Linked DNA regions of Homo sapiens: region 2 is linked to region 1. Evidence: read pairs that join two places in POLR2A ChIA-PET (ENCODE). Cell type or tissue: B cell. All regions are shown on one strand. Links, peaks and the distances in the headings refer to the core of each region. The heading gives the core; the rest is flanking DNA. Region 1 overlaps PHACTR1 (phosphatase and actin regulator 1). Region 2 overlaps PHACTR1 (phosphatase and actin regulator 1).

The links. ChIA-PET counts read pairs that join two places held together with the same protein. Peaks named below come from ENCODE experiments on the same cell type or tissue, not always from the same donor. Only the 100,000 strongest peaks of a DNase experiment are listed, where the experiment ranks them.
Region 2: POLR2A ChIA-PET joins it to region 1 with 12 read pairs; 4 of 35 experiments call an interaction of 5 or more read pairs at or near these places.

What each region holds. Positions count from the first base shown.
Region 1 is chr6:13,258,567-13,263,948 of GRCh38, forward strand. The region is part of intron 10 of PHACTR1 (phosphatase and actin regulator 1); the gene reads left to right. Among named protein-coding and RNA genes, the nearest start is that of TBC1D7, 67 kb to the right of the region's middle. RefSeq lists an enhancer at 1-97. In B cell, for the core only: no CTCF peak of the experiment used is centred there; DNase peaks (open chromatin) are centred at 1,055, 1,755, 3,125, 4,335 and 1 weaker place; H3K4me3 peaks cover 4,132 bases; H3K27ac peaks cover 4,373 bases.
Region 2 is chr6:13,207,802-13,213,183 of GRCh38, forward strand. The region is part of intron 8 of PHACTR1 (phosphatase and actin regulator 1); the gene reads left to right. Among named protein-coding and RNA genes, the nearest start is that of TBC1D7, 120 kb to the right of the region's middle. In B cell, for the core only: no CTCF peak of the experiment used is centred there; no DNase peak of the experiment used is centred there.

The sequences.
Region 1 (5,382 bases), core at 304-5,303:
TAAGTTCAGTGTGGTTTTTGTTCCCACTAGTCTCGTGAAGGGTGATGATTGGCAGTGGTGGCCCTGCACCAGTTTTGCCTCAATCTCAGTCTTTTCCTTTGATCAGATCATGTTAAGCTTCTTGAAGACTCTGACAGAGGGTTACTTAAAAAATGCTTTGTGCTCCTAGAAAGAAGGTTCATTTTTTGCCAAAGGTACCTGGTAGAGCTCTTTATTGGAAAGGAGCAGGGAAAAGCAAAGGCTAAATTTTAGTTTTTAAGGTGTGAGGAGAAGCTAATAGCAAAAGATAAAACATGGTCTATATTTGATGGCAGAGCTTTTTAAATCATCTGTGCGTGGTCATTCTTGCTGATGTTGTTTTTATATATAGCTCTAACTGAAAGCCTAGCCCAATTTCTGGCACATAATACACGCAGGGATGGTTGGAGGAGTTAAGCTAAAGGTGACCAAATCTCCTGAGTCACTTTAAAGTGGTGGAGCACTGGACATTTGTCTTTTATTCTGTATTTCCTAGCTTTTTGGCATCACAATGTTTTGGCACTCATTTTGATGGATTCTTCTTGTAAAAATAGCCTTGTTGAAATGACTGTCTTAATTTCTGTTGTAATTAACTACCTTAATTTCTGTTATAACAACTCAGATACTCTTTCAAAGTGGAATCATCCTGACATGGGGTTTATGTCCAATAATCCTAATAATACTGAAAATGTTCACTGTGCAGGCTCTCAACCGTCTCACTGTTTTGTTTTTCAATGGATTTGATGCCTAGTAATACACACAGTCCCATCATTACTCCAAAAGTGATTTCCACTCAACATGACCAGCAATATTACAATACTTTTTTGGGTTATTATCTCAGTGTCTCATCTTAGCCACAGGCCATTGCACTGGGGTCATAGCCTCCAGAGAATAAAGCCAAAAATATTCTTTTAAGCGTAACCTGTTTATCTATTTCAGGTAAGGGATTTTTTTCAAGTTACCAAAAATAGTATTTCATGCTTTGTACTTATTTTTAAAAGGGACTTTCACATCTAATTCTCCTTTGATCCTCCTGACAGTCCTACACAGCAGGCGGGCTAGATGTCATTATGACCATTTGTCATATAGTGAAATTGGGCATGGAGGGGTAAGGAGATGTCATGTGCTCAAGGGACCTTCTGATGAGTGGTGCAGGCAGGCCAGGATGCGGGCCTCAGGGCCCCAGTTCATCTTCCCCCCTCTGTGCTCTCTCCTCTAGCCAGGCTAACTGTTCTTAGCTTAAGGGGAATGACAGAAATTTGAAAATCATTGATGGAAATGCCTGGGAAGAGCTGGGCGTGCGGATCAATAGTATTAAGAGTTGTTCTGCTCAGTTTGCAGAGAGAAAAGGGCATAGTACTGAGGAATAAAAGCAAAACTGCTGTTCAGCCCTCCCAGCAGCCCCTCTTCTGTGGCAGGAATGCCTTCCCATACGCCCAGCATTCTCATTCATCCCATGGGCACAACTCCAGGGGCGAGAGATTATTAATTTGTTTAACATAAAAAATCAAATGAGCCCCTATTATGTGCCAGCTGCTGTACTAAGTACTAAGAACACAGAGATAAATAAGATGTAATTGGTGGTTTTGGAGCATTCATCGTCCAACTGAGAAGATCTTCATGTACGCAGGTATCACCAATGTAATGGATAAGGCCATCGTCAAGATGGGGAACTCCATAGACAGAACTACTACCTCTGCCTGGTAGAATCAGAGGAGGCATCTCAGCTTCCCTAAACTGTGAATGTGCTACTGGGTTGTCCTACTGTGAATAAGGGAGTGAAGGTAAATGAGGCATTGTGGCCAGGCTGTGGTGTGGAGTGAATTCAAGCATTATTCTTAGCGCAATGTCAGGCGGTGGAAGGCTGGTAGCAGAGGAGTAAAACAACCAAGCTATGTCCTCCCCGCCTCCCAACTTCTCCTCTGCCCCTTCTTAGCACTAAAATACTAAGAATTTTGACCAGGACTGGCAGTTAAAGTATTCTCTTTGTTCCATCGCACAGAGATGAAAAAGCTGAGGCTTAGAGAGGAATGCCGTCTCATTCAAGATCTCACACTTGTTAAACAGCAGGCTGACCCAAGCTGGTGACTGGCATGCATCATACTGCCCAAAGCCACTCTGAAGGATAGGGCACCCCTGGGCTTTTATCACACCTGAGATCTGCTGAGTAGCAGGAATTAGGAAATATTAAGAGAGAAATATGAGACTATTAGTCAAAGGTATCATATAATAGAGAAAGGTTTAGTAAAATAAGGGCTCCAAAAGGCCACTGGATTAGACAATTGAATCATCGATGACCTTATCAAGAATTGATTCAGTAGAGCAAGGCTTCTCAACCTAAGCACTGTTGATGCTTTGGACTGAATGATCTTTGTGGTGGGGGCTGTCCCATGCATTGGAAGATGTTTAGCACCCTGGCCTCTATCTACCGGATGCCAACAGCACCCTCTCAATCGCAACAACCAAAAATAACTTCAGACATTACCAAATGCATCCTAGGAGGCAAAATCACCCATGCTGAGAACCAGCACAGTAAAGCTGTGTGAACAGAAGCCAGACTGGAGAGTTACTGAGACCTCGAGCCTGGACCACCCTTTCGAGAGGTCTGGCAGCCAAGAGCAGACAGGTGAGAGGGGTGAGCTGGAGGAAGAGGCTGGCGTAGGAGGACAGCTTTGTTCGTTTGTTGTTGTTTTAAAGAGTTTTATTTCTAATGGAGAATACAGTTGTTTGCCCTAAGGAAAGAACCAAGAAAGAGGTAAAGGTTAAAGGTAAGGAAAAGTCACCAAGTAGCATCCATTTAATTATTTCACAAACATTAAGCATCTCCAGTTACCAGACTCTGTGCTAGGCTCTGCAGATGTCATGGTGAACAAGTGAGAGGTTCCTTGTTCAAAAGATAAAAAAATATTGAAAAGTTTGAAATGGCAACAGAGCATTAAACCCCAAGCAGGAAGCCCTTCTGTGCAGGGGTGGAGTAGGAGGGTGTTCTGTGCACCTGCTCAGATTCTATGGACAGGAAGCTATCCCTGGTTGTCTAAGTGAGGCAGAGGTGGCCCTGGCCTCACAGAGTGTAAGCCTTGTTGTCTGGTGAATAGGACAGGCAATAAAAGAAAGTAAAACAAGCACTGGGGTATGGAACATGCAGGAATATTGTTGCACACTGTAGGACACCTAAACCAAGAGATTTGCAGACAGAGGAAGTGATACTGAAGCTTTAAGCTGTAACGTTAGGGATTATTGTCAGTTAGACAGACAAAGAGGAAGGAAAAGAATGGTAAGGCTATGAGGAAGGGCATGCAAATCTGGAAGGAACCAAGAAGAGATCATTCTGGGTGAAGGACAGAATGGGCAGATTCTTGACAGGCAGGTAGCCAGATCATGAAGAATCTTTCAGAACACTGAGTGTTTTGACTCTGTCCTGTGAGCACTGTAAAGGCATACTTACTTTTCAAGCACAGAGTGGTGTGATCAGATCGGTCCCTTAGAAAGATCATTCTGTATGGGCTGGAGGAGGACCAGAGTGGGATAGGCTGGCAGCAACTGGGAGAGATGCTGATGGACTGCTTCCCCAAGGTGGTGGTAGATGGAATCAGAGATGGTTTGGATATAGGACTCTTGGTGGTTGATTGGCCATCAAGAGTGAAGTTCAGACAGGATGATTCCCAGTTTCATGGCCTGGGCATCTCACTAGGACTCCATACAAGACCACTTGGAGAGGAAGATGTATGGGGGAAGAAGATGAGTTAATTCATTTGGGACCCTTTAAGTCTGATGGCCCATAGGAGTACAAGACAGCAGTTAGAAAGGTGGCCAGGAACTCAAAAATATGACTGGAGGTTTAGATTTTGGAATCATCAGCATATTGATGCTATTGGAAGTCATGAGTGTTGATGAGATCATCCAAGGAGCATGTGTGGCATCTGAACTGGTGGGATCTGGGTTAAATAGTTACTAAATGAGCATCTATTATGCTCTCTATGCTCTCTTAGGAACTGGGGATGTAGTAATAACCAAGGCCAGACAGAAATGCCCCAATCCTCATGGAACTCATAGGTTCTCAGGAGGAAGTTTCCAAAGGATGTAGAGGGGATAGAATTCAGTGCTTCTCCCTTTCCCCTGATCCCACCAAGCCCATCTACACTTCTGGATACCTGTTAGAAAACCCCATCTCCTCCTACTTTTGGAGAGAGGATCTTATTTTCTGTCATTCTCTGTGAGGACTTTTGCATTTCCTCTTTCCATCTGTCTGAAAATGCAGTTACCTTTCTCTGGTGCTGAGTTGCAGAAAACCCAAGTTAATTCTGTTTTTCCTTTGTCCTGAAATGCAGATACAGTTTCAGAGATCCAGACTTTAAAATCAAGGCCCTCAAAACAATAAGCAGTTGTAAATGCTAATGAAAGCTGTGACCTTGGTGTTCTGGAAACGGCAGAAAGCCCATTAGCTCTGTGCAGCACAACTAATCTCTGTCAGCCTCAACAAGTCAGACCAACAAAACCTACAAGGGTTTTGTCACTTCTCTAGGGAGATGCTGTAATGTGCAAAGACAATGCTGCCTGCTCTGCATACATTTAAAGCATCTTGCCACTACATTCTCTACCAGTCTTCTTTTTCCAAGGTCAAAACTGAAGTGTCCTTTATTTTGGGCTTTTAGTGTTTTTTTTTTTTTTTTTTTTTTTCAGTCTTTCCATGCAAAAAGAAAACTTCAATTTATTTGATTATTTCTTATGGTCACCAGTAGAGACAGCATTGTTCAGACTGAAAAAAAAAAAAAGGCAAGATCCATTCTTAAATTTTTAAAGAAAATAGAAGGCTCACATACAGCACTTGATAGCATGTGGCATTTAAACAGGAACCCAGAGATTTTTTCAGTTCACTGAATCATTTAGCCATAGTCCATGGTAAAGAAAAAACCATTTGAGGCATGGAAACCATTTTGCTGCTCAGACATATTTTATAAACCAGGGTCACATATATAGTAGCAAAGCTACTTAAGATCCCTTGAAAGTACATTAAACATTTAATTTTGGATGATTCATTTTATGTAAAAATTTATCTCCAAAAATCATTGCCTTTGACACCTAGCAAAGTGATCACGTTTAGATATACAGTCAGGAATTTTGTTTAATTTAATGTTAGTTTTAATCAGATACAACTAGTTAAATCTACTGGCAAGGTGGGAGCAAAGGAGATACAGTATATTCAGGAGGCATCTTGACTTTGATTCTTGGAGTTAGCAGCTCCTTGGGATGATTCATACAGGTGACCACGTCGTCGTGCTCTGCTGCTCAGCTTTCTATGTTAACCAGTACTTAAGAGATGCACCAGGTACATCGATCATAAAATGAGCCAAGCAGATGGCTGCT
Region 2 (5,382 bases), core at 234-5,233, 51 kb before region 1:
ATGGAAAATGGCAGTATGGAGGTCCCAGCGAATCACCAGAGAGCTAAAAGCGAGATGCACAGGCGGGAGCTTCGGGTTGTGTTTTCCTGACTCTCGGTGGCTTTCTCTGCTCCTGCCTGTCAGCTGAGTATTCTGCATTTGGGAAAGGAGTGATTCACTGGGAGGTTGCTGTGTCTAGGAATTCTGACTTGATTGTTTGGTGTTAACACCTGCCCTTGCTGCAAAAGGAAAAAAACAAAACTTAATTTGGCCCCTTGCTGTCATTGGCAACTATTCTTGTTATTAATTAGAACAATAATAATTTAAAATGTGGCTGGCACGTTTTAATCTATTACACATACACATTGTCATCACTGTCATTGTCATCTTATTTAATCCTCACATCATCTACGGAAACGGAGTAGATGGAGAAACTAAGGGAGGTTCACTAAGTTCCCCAAAGCCACCTTCTCAAAGGGTGGCCCACAAATGGCTTATCTCACATCTGCAACCACGTAAGTGCAGACATTGAGAACAAGTTTTAGATACTCTTACAGCAATATGACAGAATAATTTCATGTCTGTTGAATCTTGTCATTAAAAAGGGCTTCATTATTTTTACATTTGTATTATATTTTACAAAAGCATCAGTTTGTGATGGATCGAAAATGGAAAGAACTAAACAGTAAGAACTGTTTCTTCCCTGTAGATGTTTGGAAAACACTACCCTAGGTAGTAAGTTGAGAGGCTAAGCCTCCAGCCTGGGTCTTCCCTCTCCAAGTCCAGAGATCTTTGTACTAACACACAGCTGCTTCCTAAGGACATGTAGCAGCCAACGTCATTGCTGCCCACCCCCCCAACCCCATGTCTACATGCACCCACTAAGTTTTCATATCTCTCATGAGCGTCAATCATCAGAAAAGATACTTGGATAGCATGTTAATAGTATATTGCTAAATATGCTTCCACTTAAAAAAAACACCATATTAAAAGGTTCAATTAAAGATGCTAACTGACAAGTTTTATAATATCTGTGGGTATTTGCGGGATATTTCAGTTTAATTTAGACCAATGGGTAGATCTAGTCGGATAAGGGAATTTTGGTGGGGGCAGGGTATGCAGCATGATCTCGGCAGCAGAGCCAAGGCAGTCTCTGCGCTTTGTCCCAACTCAGAGTCATTTCCTCCTTCTTTCTCCCTCACTTCCCACTCGAGGTCAAAGCATAGGGTTGTCCTAACAGACCAACCAGGCTGCAGAGATTAATGCATGCATCAGTTTGACAAGATTGCCACCCCAGAGAAAGAGAGGCCCTCTTCCCAAACAAAGACCATCCCAGAGGCCCTCTTCCCAAACAAAGATTGGAGAGATTTTTCTGTGTGTCTCCAGTCATCTCCAGGAAGAATCTCAAAATAGGCCAAGGTCACAGGCCACACTTTTCAGTGTAGGGAGGGAATCACCAGCTGTCTTGGGTGATTTCCCCCTGATTTTTACTGCCTAAAAATTCTCCCTGTTGCCTGTCAACATGATTTCATTCTTGTTCTAACCAAGTTTTATACAGAAAGAAAGAATCATTTCTCTATCCTCCTGGCAATTTCCAGTGACCCCAAAAAACTCTGCAAGAAGGGAGAGGCATTACCAAACACTCAGGCATCCTGCCTTTAAAGTTCCTTGGACCGACCCCCTGTTTGGGCCATTGCTGCCCCCTGAAATCTCAAAGAATGTCACACCATAGGCCATCGGTCCAGATGGACAGTCTGATCCTGATGAAAAAGTTATAGGTAATATACAAAGTTGAATGGTGAATTAAACAGCATCAATGCCTGACACTGGACCATACATTTGCACAAGTCATCTTATCAATGAAAGGGGCCTTGAAGACCATCCAGGCCACCAAGCCCCTGCTCACAGCAGTGTTCCTGACCATTTATCCTCTGGTCTCTGCTCCAACAGGACGTTCCCCAGGTCCCAACATAGCCTGCTTCATTGTCAAGAAGGTCTGACTGTTAGAAAGTTCCCTCTCTATTAAAAGTTTTACTTACTGAAATTTGTATCTGCCCCTTCCCGATCTTATTTCTAATCTTCCTTTCCTGTAAAAGGCTTTTAAATCTTTGAAGATAGCTACCATTCCCTTCATTTAAGGACTTCTCTAGATCTTATACCATCTTGTTCGTGTTCCCCTGAGATTATACCAAATCTGCTCTGATTTATATGGAGAAGTTACTTTTTATTTATATTTTTTATTTTTGAGACAGCATCTCACTCTGGCACCCAGGCTGTAGTGCAGTGGCATGATCATGTCTCTCTGCGGTCTCGACCTTCCAGGCTCAAGCAATTCTCCCACCTCAGCCTCCTGAGTAGCTGGGATCACGGGTGCACGCCACCATGCCCAGTTAATTTTTTTTTATTATAGTTTTTGTAGAGATGGGGTTTTGCCATGTTGCCCAAACTGGCATCGAACTCATAGTCTAAAGTGATCATCCTGCCTCAGCCTCCCAAATTTCTGGCATTACAGGTGTAAGCCATGGCACACACCTGCAGAGAAGTTCTTAGACACTACCTTGCCTAAGCCTGCTTGATGGCACTAAACAATGGCGTGGTTATTTACAGCTTTGGCTCACAAGATTTGGGGGAAGGAGCTAGAATCCACTTGAAGCAAATTTAAAGGGTCATATTTATTCAAAATCACAGGGTTGCCCTAGGCAGTGGGGTCCGAGCTGGTGGCATCACACACCCCTACTTCAGGACAAAGTGTGTGGGTTCCAGAATTAACTGCCGGAGTTTGAGTCTTAGACACACCACGTATTAGCTGTGTGACCCAAAGCGTATGGCTCAACCTCTTTTTGATTTTCATGCCTTATCTGTAAAATAAAAATAATCATAATGCCAGCAGCCTCATTAGGGTCATTTGTAAGGATCAGATTATTTAATGAATCCAAATCAGTGGGGTTATTGCATGTCACACAGTAAGCAAATGGTATTGAACATTAGCCAGCATGGAAAATTTGTCTTCAGTGACCCTAGAATGGTTTGGGTAAGTCTGTTTGTTTGGGTAAGTTTCCTCAAATTAGATTATCTTCATTCCCCTCACCCTGGTGAGCCACATCTTTTGGAAGATGATGGTTTATCATTTCTTTTTTTTTTTTTTTTTTTTTTGCATTGAGATTTCCCCTCAACTTTCCATTCTAATAAATAACACTGCATTTTTTCCCCATTTTTGTACTTAAATCTTTGCTAGCCTTTACTCTTGTTCTTAAGAAACAAGCTTTTCTTAAAGTCATTAAAGAGTTGAATTCATGATTATTTAGTGACCCTGTTGTGGAACAACTTTTTATTTGTTTATTTTTATTTTTATTTCAATCGTTTTTGGGAAACAGGTGGTTTTTGGTTACATGGATAAGTTCTTTAGTGGTGATTTCTGAGGTTTGGGTGCACCCATCACCCGAGCAGTGTACACTGTACCCAGTGTGTAGTCTTTTATCCCTCACCAGCCTCCCACCCCTCCCCCTGAGTCCCCAAAGTCCATTATATCATTTTTATGCCTTTGTTATCATTTCAAAGATGATGCAGTGTTTTTATTTTTAATATCTGCAGTAAGCTCCGTGATCTAGTTGGCATCAATCCTAGAAGTCAGATGTAAAGTCCTAATCAGGACGCCGTTTCTTTCTGATCTTAATTCGGCTGATCTCTGTGTTCCAGTCTCCTATTAGTAAAATGAAGGTGGAATGTGGATCCATGTGGACCCTGAAGGAATTTTAGGAAGATTCTTAATGGAATGCACTTTAAAGAAGTCTTTCCCTTCTCAATTAAAGGCAACTTCACACTTTCAGTCGCTCATGCCAAAGACCTGGAGTCACCCTTGACCCCTTCCTTTCTCTGGTTCCCCACATCTGACTGTCCGCAAATCCTGTCTGGTCCACACTGTACATACACAGGGATAAGACCAACACTTCTACATGCTCCTTCTTCTCCTGCCTGAGCCTCAGTCGGCCTTGCCTGGCTTACTGCAGTTTCTCCCACCTGTTCTTCTGTGTCCACACCTGCTCTGCAGCCCATCCCCACTACAACAGCAAAAGAGACAGGGTTTGAGGAAAGTCAGATCGTGACTGTCTTTGTCTGCAAGGACTGCCATTTAAAAACACACACACACACACAATGCGTGACTTAGATGACAGAAATTTATTGTCTTTCAGTTCTGGACGCTAGAAGTCCGAGATCAAGGTGCCAACAGGGTTGGTTTCTCCTGGGGACTCTCTTCTTGGCTTGTAGGTGGTGTCTTCTCTCTGTGTCCTCACGTGGTCTTCCCTCTGTGTGTGGTTGTTCCTCATCTCTGCTTATAAGGACACCAGTGATAGTGGATTAGGGCCCACACCACTGACATCATTGTAACTCCCTCACCTCTTTAAAGACCCTACTTCCAAATACAGTCACATTCTGAGGCACTGGGACTTAGGACTTCAACATATGAATTTATCTGGGGACACTGCTCAGCTCTTAACAATGTCTGTGCCCAAAATGCTTCTGTCGCTGTCCAACTCACTAAGAGTAAAAAGCAAAATCCTCCCCATGGCCCAGAAGCCCACACCCACTCCAAGTTCTTTTGCAAAGAAAAATCTACTTACTCTTCAAGACATTATTAAAATACCAGGTCCTCTGTGACCCCTTCTCAGATTCTGGTACAGATCTCTGCCCTCCTGCACACACCCCTTTTGCATACTTGCATCAGGTTATGTGTTTCTCTCTATATTCTGTCTTTAATGTGGACAGGAACCATCCTTGTCTCCTCATCTGCTATGGTTTGAGCGTCTCTTCTCCAAAATTCAGGGTTGAAACCTGAGTATTAACGGACTGCCCCTGTGGTCTCCCTCGCTTCATCAGCTCCCCTCTCTGTTGCTCCCTCCTCCCTCACACAGCGGCCTTCCCACCATTCTCGCACATTCTCGGACATTCTCGGACGTGCCGGACACCTCCTGACGGGGCCTTGGCACTGGCTGTTCCCCTGGACGGACTGCCCTTCCCTCAAATATCCTCAGGGCTCCTACACTCACCTGCCTCGGGTCTCTACTCAAATGTCACATCCTCAATGAGGCCCTTCCCGTTCAATATTGCAACCCTCCTCGCAACACAGCCTGTTCCCCAGCTCCTTTTATTCCTATCAAAGCATTTTTCACCATCTAACGTTTTGTGTCATTTGCCTTTCATTCGGTTTGTTGCTCTTCTCACCTAATAGAACATACAGTCCACAAGGGCAGGAACTGTTTTGTTCATGGCTGTATCCAGAGTGCCTACAACAGGGCCTGGCTTATAGGTTTGAGTGAGTGAGTGAGTGAGTGAGTGAGTGAAAGAATAACTGAATGAATGGAGAGCCTCTCATAGCTGCAGTGATATTCTTTCACTTATTAATCT